3 separate regions of the Homo sapiens genome follow, and all the other regions are linked to region 3. The links are chromatin loops, found by intact Hi-C in ENCODE. Cell type or tissue: heart right ventricle. All regions are shown on one strand.

Region 1 (2,500 bases), 92 kb after region 3:
TTCTGCCTCAGCCTCCCGAGTAGCTGGGACTGCAGGCACGTGCCACCAGGCCTGGCTAATTTTTGTATTTTTAGTAGAGACAGGGTTTCACCATATTGGCCAGGCTGGTCTCAAACTCCTGACCTTGTGATCCGCCCACCTTGGCCTCCCAAATTGCTGGGATTACAGGATGCATGCTTTAACAAGAGGAAAGTAAATGTGTACAGGTCATTCATTGCAGCACAACTTATAATTACCAAGTATTGGAAAGCACCAAAATGCCCACAACTAGGATATCCAATGGGATATCCTATGGTACCTCCATACAGTGGAGTACTATGCAGCTGTCAAAAACAGTGAGGCAGTGTGTTATGAACTGCAGTGGAGTGATAGCCAAGGTAAAATGAGTAAAATGACAAGGAAAAAAAGACATAAGCACAAAACGGAAAGCATGTCATACCATGTTTTGGCAAAATGCAGATAATATGCCTCTGGCAAAGAAATGAAGGAACGATAAACAAGGAATAATTCAGGGGCCTCATTACCTACAGGGAGTGGGAAAGCGTGGAAGGGATAGAGGAGGGGGTAAAGCCTCTGAGTATGCTTTTTTCATAGAGTTTTGATTATTGCAACTCTATTAATGCTAATATTTCACCTATTAAAAAATTTAAGTTCATAAGAATTTAAATGTTTTCAGGGGGTGTATGTACATTTGCTGGTGTGAACACTTCTTGGCAATGGTGGTCTTTAGCATGGGGAATTTTCACGTTTTACCTACACGTGTGTGTGGTTTGAAGCGTTCATACCTGTGTGCACTGCTTTGAAGGAAAGCCCTATGACAAAGAAAATGGCATGATGTGTAATTGCTGAGGATGTGAGTGTTGTGGTGGAGGTAAGCAATGAACTCCTGGGGTTGCTACGTGTCAAGAAAATGTTCCTAACACTCAGATTTTGGGAGTGCTTGAAAACAACAGGAAATCACCCAGGAACTGCTGATTCCTGGATCATGATGGAGAGATGATTCCCTCTAGTTGCAGAAGAGAGCGCTCAGGAGATGCCCATGGCTGTATTCCTCCAGCAAGGGGTCTGATAGTGACCCCCAACAGTGGTCTTTAGGCCATGGTGGTGAGCTGTAGGTAAAGGCCTTGTAATCTGGATTTTGTTCAGTCCTCTATTGGATCACTGTTTGATGTGTTCCCATATGTGCCAGATCCTCCCTTGTGGGGCTGGGGACTGGCTGGAGACAGAAACAAACAAGTCAATAGATAAGAGAATGTGAAATTAGACGGAGCTTCCCTTCCCACTCTAAACAGCCCAACCAGGCTGTGGATTTCATGAGAACAGACTCTCTCTGGAGGTTTGTGCTAATTTCTTTTTCCAATTGGGCTGGGAATACCATCAAACAGCTGCTCTGGTGCTGGTCCAGGGCATCTGCATCTGTTTGAACAGCAACTGGGAAGCCTGGAATTTCATGGACACAGGGAAGGGTGGTTTGGAAACCTGCACTTCTGTGCAAGCAGCCTCTGTATTTAAGAACAGTCATATTGCTTCGATTTCTGTCTCGTTCTTGGGGCTGGTTCTGATTGCTTGACCTTGATCACACAGGATGTTTCCCCTTCTCATCTCATGCAGCAGGAAGCATGCCAGGGAGAGGAGATAGAAGGCGTGCATCGGGTCCTGACTCCTCTTCTTCCAAGCTATGTGACTTTGATAGGTCACTTTTCTTCTCTGAACCCCCAAATGATAAAATGGAAACACTAATATCCACCTGCATCTGGGGCTGGATCCGATTGTCTTTTGAGAGCTTGTAACCACTTATCTCTCTGATAAACAGCAGCTCTGGGAATTGAACCCAGATTTGACTATTCAGAGCCAGCATCCTTTCCTCCCATCACCCATAAGCCTGGAGACAAGTGGTTACAGGTATAGACTCCTTGCTTCTCTCTACCCTTTACTGAGTAAGTGACTCAACCTCTTTTCTTCTAAGTTCTCTTATCTATAAAAATGGACTAATCCCCTTTGGGAGGCCGAGGCGGGTGGATCACGAGGTCAGGAGATGGAGACCATCCTGGCTAACACAGTGAAACCCCGTCTCCGCTAAAAAATACAAAATAATTAGCCAGGCGTGGTGGCGGTTGCCTGTAGTCCCAGCTACTCGGGAGGCTGAGGCAGGAGAATGGTGTGAACCCGGGAGGTGGAGCTTGCAGTGAGCTGAGATCACGCCACTGGACTCTAGCCTGGGCAACAGAGCGAGACTCTGTCTCAAAAAAAAAAAAAAAAAAAAAAAAGGGCTAATCATGGACCTACCTCCTGGGGCTGATGAAGGACTAAATATGCTGAACTCTTAGAATGGTGCAATGAATGCTGGCTACTCTGGTCATGGTGCTCTAGACACACAGTTCTTCCAGTTTACTTCACACATGTTGAATTCTTCCCTCTGATTAGCCCAAGGTCTAGACCAGGAATAGTAAATTCACAGCTCATATTCTACCACTCCCACCACTGATGTCAGAGGCAGACA
Region 2 (2,500 bases), 110 kb after region 3:
GCTTGGGGAAAACACTCAGTAAATGCTTGGGAAATTGAATCACTTTTTGGTCCAGCAGTGAAATTTCCTGTGACTCAGTAAATCACTTTAACTAATGAAGGAATAACAATCCCAGAGGAGCAGAAGTTTCAACTATGCAGATTATTTCTGAGATTTAAAAAGTGACTCTTCAAAGAAATAAGTCCCTGGAGGCTGTTGGCTCTCTATAAAGGCTGACTTTCCACTCTCTTAAGTAGCTCATTTTGGCCCCGAGACAAGATTCAGTTGGTGGTTTTTAATAAATAACGTTTTTGTATTACAAAAGTAAAATTTAGAAAATTTACAGAAGAAGGAATTACGAAAAAACAACTCATTAGCCACAGACAACCAGATAATTCGTAATATGCCATTGTATTAATATTTCTTTCTGGTCATTTTTGATATGTCTGTTTTTATGTGATGCTAAACAAATTCAAATGCAATTGCATTGCTGCTTCAGTGAAACAAACATCCATTTCTAAAACGTTCTCCAGTTTCCATGTAGCTTAAATGCTCCAGAGGCGGCTAGTTGGTGGGGGCTGGGGAGTCTAGATGCGTCTAGAGGGAGAGGGGACAGGACGGGCTCAGAGTGGGGGCCTGGGGTGGGAGGGACACATCCACTGAGAGGGACAAGGGGACAGCTCGTTCCGGGCAAGGTCGTTCTTGACTCCCAGGACCCAAATGCCCATGTGGACAGTGCTTTAGAGACCGAGTGCAAAAGGAGGACAAAGCTGGCCACCATAAACCCATTTCCTGGCCTCGGCTCCCAGTTCATCTGCAACTTGCACTTTTCCAATTACAAGCCCCTCTGCAGCCTGGGTGGGAAAGCGCACCGCTCCCACTGAGGGAGCAGGCTCCGAGCCGGCGGGGCTGGGGACGATGCCGCAGTGGGTATTTTGAAGGGGAAATGATACATCCCGATGGCCTGAATGCAGTGAGGCCGATTCGGCTTTGTGGTGGCCGCTGATGTCATTTCAGAGAAAGAGCTAAAGGGTTGTTTTGTTTTTCAGGCTGTCTCTGAAATTGTCTCTCTCTCTCTCCTTTTTTTTTTTAATAAAAAAACTTCTGATTTTATCTGAAAACGGATGTTCCAAACCCCAAACCACCAACCCGGGCTTGCTCGAAGGCCCCTTCCCTGGTCGGTGCTGGCGCCGGGTGCTGGGTGCAGACTGGGAAAGGCCGGGTCGCTTGGTTCAGTCCACCACAGAGCTCCCAAACCTCGTTCGTGCCGGCCTGTTGTGGGGCCCAGGAGCTGGGCAGAGGGCGGGAAGACCGGCGAGGGGCTGGCAGGGAGACGTCTGTGGAGGGGGTTCAGCTCGTAGAAGGCAGCCATCGTTATCCAAGAATGCCACTGCGTGTGCTCCAAAATTCTGTCTTCCGAGGGCGCGTGGGAGGCTCACCCTTGGCTGACACGCTGGGAACTCAGCGGATGATGTCGTCTGGGCTGGCACCCACAGTCCCGATAAACAGGAGAGAGGGAGGGAGAGATGGGAGAAGGGCCCGCCTCCTGCCCGATGGGGCACGAGGGGTTAACCGCAGGCCATCTCCAGCCTGGAAGTCCCCTGGACTCTCCTCTGATCCACCCAGTCCTCCAACTGGGGGGTGCGTATTCAGAAAGGACCCTCATTGCCCCTTTAGCACATTTCCGTTGCCCTCCAAGTCCTCACGCGTTGCTGTCTGCTGGTTGGGTAGACTGTGGTCGGCCACTAATTGGTAGGGAAACGTAATTCTGCATTGCCGGTTATCGAGGCCTTACTACGTGGCCAAGTTCAACACTGCTGGCTTTCTATGTGCCATCTCCGTTAATTCACACATCCACGGTGTGGCATGATCCATTTTCCAGATGAAGAAACTAAGACTCAGAGCTTCAGGTCACCCAGCCGGGAAGCAAGTGAGCTGGGATTCCAGCTGCCTCTGCTGGGCTTCTTTTTTCCCATTGCCTTCAGGGAAGGGTGACTGTCGTGGGTTAAATGTTTCCCCCCAAAAAGACTTGCTCACATCTGAACCCCCGGTACCCACGAATGTAACCCTATTTGGAAAAAGGGCCTTTGCAGATGTCATGAAGTTAAGATGAGGTCATCCTGGATTGACAGTGGGCCCTAAGTTCAGTGCCAAGTATCCTTATGACAGTCAGAGAAGATGACGCAGACACGGGACAGAGCAGGCCGTGGGGAGACAGAGGCAGAGGCTGGAGTGACACAGCTACCAGCCAAAGAGCACCAAGGTTGGCTGGAGCCCCCAGCAGCGGGACAGAGGCGCAGAACATATGACCACAGGAGCACCTGGAAAGGACCAAACCCAGCAACAGTTGAATTTGGACTTTTAGCCTCCAGAACCATGAGAAAGTAAGACTCTGCTGGACTGTGGCACGCACCCGGAACACCCATCCAGCCGCCCTGAAGGATGCAGGCCTCTCCGCCTTTGGTTCTCCTGTGCCTCTTCAGGTATGAGGGGTTCCAGCACCAGGCTGGCCCTGGCAGCC
Region 3 (2,500 bases):
TACAGGGAAAGCAGAGGGTTGGGCTTTTCAAAAACGCAGTGAGAGCATGTGCACCAACTGCCTCTGTTTAGAGCCTTTCGATCATTTCTGGGAACAAGGTGTGCTATAAATAAGTGCATCATTTGGGAAGTCCCGCCCAGCTTTTGGGTCTCCTTCTGCATTTGCTGATTCAGTGGGACCACCATTACCTTCATGTCCTGCTCACTGCCTCCCAAGAGAAGGGAGGCCCTGGGCCCTGCTACTCCAGCTCTGGAAATCTTCCACTCTTTTCAAAGTGGGCGGGGAGGGAAGGAGGAAGAGGTCTTCTGGGTTTTGGTGGAACATAAGCAAGGACTCTGGGATTTTCTTATAATGTCCTGAATCTCCCAGCTCCAGGGGTGCTGCACACCCTCTCCTCTCTGGAGGGCCCCTCTCCCACTGTCTACTCCAGACAATCTCTGCCTCTGAGTCCTTCCAGATACCTGAGCATGTCAGACCCCAGAGCACCCACTTTTGGAGGACACTCACGTGGGCTGTGGTCCCTGTGCGGCCATTTCCTACTTTCAGGGTCTTGGGGTGTTATGTGCCGAGCCTCAGTTTCATCATCTGTCAAATGGGTGAATCTGCCACGCCTGCCTTTCACAGATTTAGTAAGAGTTGGCAAGAGAACTTCCATGGAGCCCTGAGTGTCCACACCTGGTGCTATTGTAAGATTATTTTCTGTCTTTGGAGCACTTCCTCATGGGACACCTGAGGCAGGTTAACTTACAGGGCGTTGTTCAGTTTCCTGGTTTGCAAAATGGGAGCGACAAAGGTTTCTATTAGGGCTGCTGTGAGGATGAAATGGCTCAGTACATTCTAGTTATTCATATTATTATCATCTGTCTCCAATGTTTTTAGGTTGTCAGTAAGGTGAGGGGCTAAACCCTTCATCTTTCCACCGCAGCTCTTCTCAAACATGCTACACGCGGTTGAATCATGCATACGTATGTAACACACACACAAGTCGTACATGCGGTAACTGTCTTTACGTTTGGAAAAGTGATGCAGATGTTTGGAAAGCGACACAGATTACTGTTAACTCAGGTTTCTGCTTTTTGCTTTCCAGTGAGGAAGGTTGAGTGGATGGCTTGGGGCGCAGTGGGAGGAGCTCTTGTCTCTCACCCGTCAGCCTTTTTATCTGAGGCCGTTTTCATCACCAATGCCTGGTCTCTGATCTGCCTCCCTGAGGAACGCACATGCGCTTTGTCCCAGGACTGGGAAGGAGGCTGACTACCCTCATCCCACGCTGAACCCCGTTTCTGCTCAAGCCTCAGAGTTGGAAACTCCAGTCCTTCTGGAGCATCCGGGCAGGCCAGAGATCTCAGGCTTTTCTTGCAGGCTGGGAGGTGAGCCCTCACCAAGTGACTTCTCAGATGACGCGCTTTTCTGGGATCCGAGGCTTATGAATCTACAGGGAACATTCAGTGTCCCCATCTGGCTCTCTAGGACACTCGTTCTAGAGGCCCGCCCGGCCGTCTCCCAGCTCGGCTGCCCCCCGCAGGCCCTTCGCTCTGGCCTCAGCCAACAGAGCCTCCGCACGAGGGCGCATCCGCTCTCGGACTCCTAGGGCTTGAGCCTGCACTCCCCGGAAATATGGAAATTGCCCCAGCGCGGGGTTCCTTCTAACAGAGGCCCCTCCTAGGCTCAGGTTACAAACTCATCAATCACCCGGGAGCCCGGGATTCAAACCCGCTCTGGAGCGGGGCTGGGGCGCAAAGCCGGAGTTCTACAGCTGAAACCTCCCGGAGACTTTGCACACTTCTGCAAACGCGCGGGGCTGGGTGTGCGTCTCCAAACCGCGACTAGAGCGTGGGCATTTGTTTTTTGTTTTTTGGTTTTTCTCTCTCTCTCCTAATCTCTCTCTGTCTCTTTCTCGCTCTCTTTTTTTTTTTTTTTTTTTTGCTTTACTATCGGTGCCCCGCCCACCAGCCTCCCGTGTCTCCGCCCACGTCCCGCCCATTACCAAATCGGGCAGTATTTATCACCGTACAAATTCAAGCTCGGATTTGCCTTAGAGTTTAGAAGACGCGCCGGGACGGCGGGAGTTTCGGTAGAGGCAGGGATGTGCGTGCTGGACTTCGGGTGCCGCGTGGGGAGCTCCAGGAGGGGCTGTGGGATAGGAAGGTGGGGAAAGGGTTGCATAGTGACACCGGTTTATCTCTCGGTCTGGGTGTGTTGGAGCGAGCGCCGAGGCTGGAGAAGGAACTGGATCCAAACTTGAGCTTGCTGGGGGCGCGCGGCCCCGGAGAGGTTGGGTGACCCCAGAGACTGTGGGGCCTGCGGGTTGCAAAGGCGCTGGCATTGAGGTTTCTTCACCCCAAGTTTGAAAGGGGTACGCGGGTGAGAGCGAGTGGTAACGAAAAGACAAAGCCTCGCCCCTCCTGGCCAGAGGTTCACCCCCAGGACCTAGGCGGGCGCGGCCGGGCTGCTCGCTGGACCCACGTTAGAGGAGCAGGGCCGCGGAGGGAGGCCCGAGGTG

The links. Peaks named below come from ENCODE experiments on the same cell type or tissue, not always from the same donor. Only the 100,000 strongest peaks of a DNase experiment are listed, where the experiment ranks them.
Region 1: a loop joins it to region 3, with 6 times the contacts of the local background. A loop is called at or near these places in 28 of 110 quality-filtered maps.
Region 2: it touches region 3 in a loop (5-fold over the local background); 16 of 110 quality-filtered maps call a loop at or near these places.

The regions. Positions count from the first base shown.
Region 1 is chr16:86,665,813-86,668,312 of GRCh38, forward strand. No RefSeq gene overlaps it. Among named protein-coding and RNA genes, the nearest start is that of LINC02189, 55 kb to the right of the region's middle. In heart right ventricle, no CTCF peak of the experiment used is centred here; a DNase peak (open chromatin) is centred at 1,399; H3K27ac peaks cover 2,426 bases.
Region 2 is chr16:86,680,264-86,682,763 of GRCh38, forward strand. No RefSeq gene overlaps it. Among named protein-coding and RNA genes, the nearest start is that of LINC02189, 40 kb to the right of the region's middle. In heart right ventricle, no CTCF peak of the experiment used is centred here; a DNase peak (open chromatin) is centred at 1,448; H3K27ac peaks cover 2,500 bases; H3K27me3 peaks cover 1,531 bases.
Region 3 is chr16:86,574,310-86,576,809 of GRCh38, forward strand. No RefSeq gene overlaps it. Among named protein-coding and RNA genes, the nearest start is that of FOXL1, 3.0 kb to the right of the region's middle. In heart right ventricle, a CTCF peak has its summit at 1,549 (motif pointing left); DNase peaks (open chromatin) are centred at 1,582 and 1,982; H3K4me3 peaks cover 1,490 bases; H3K27ac peaks cover 2,500 bases; H3K27me3 peaks cover 2,500 bases.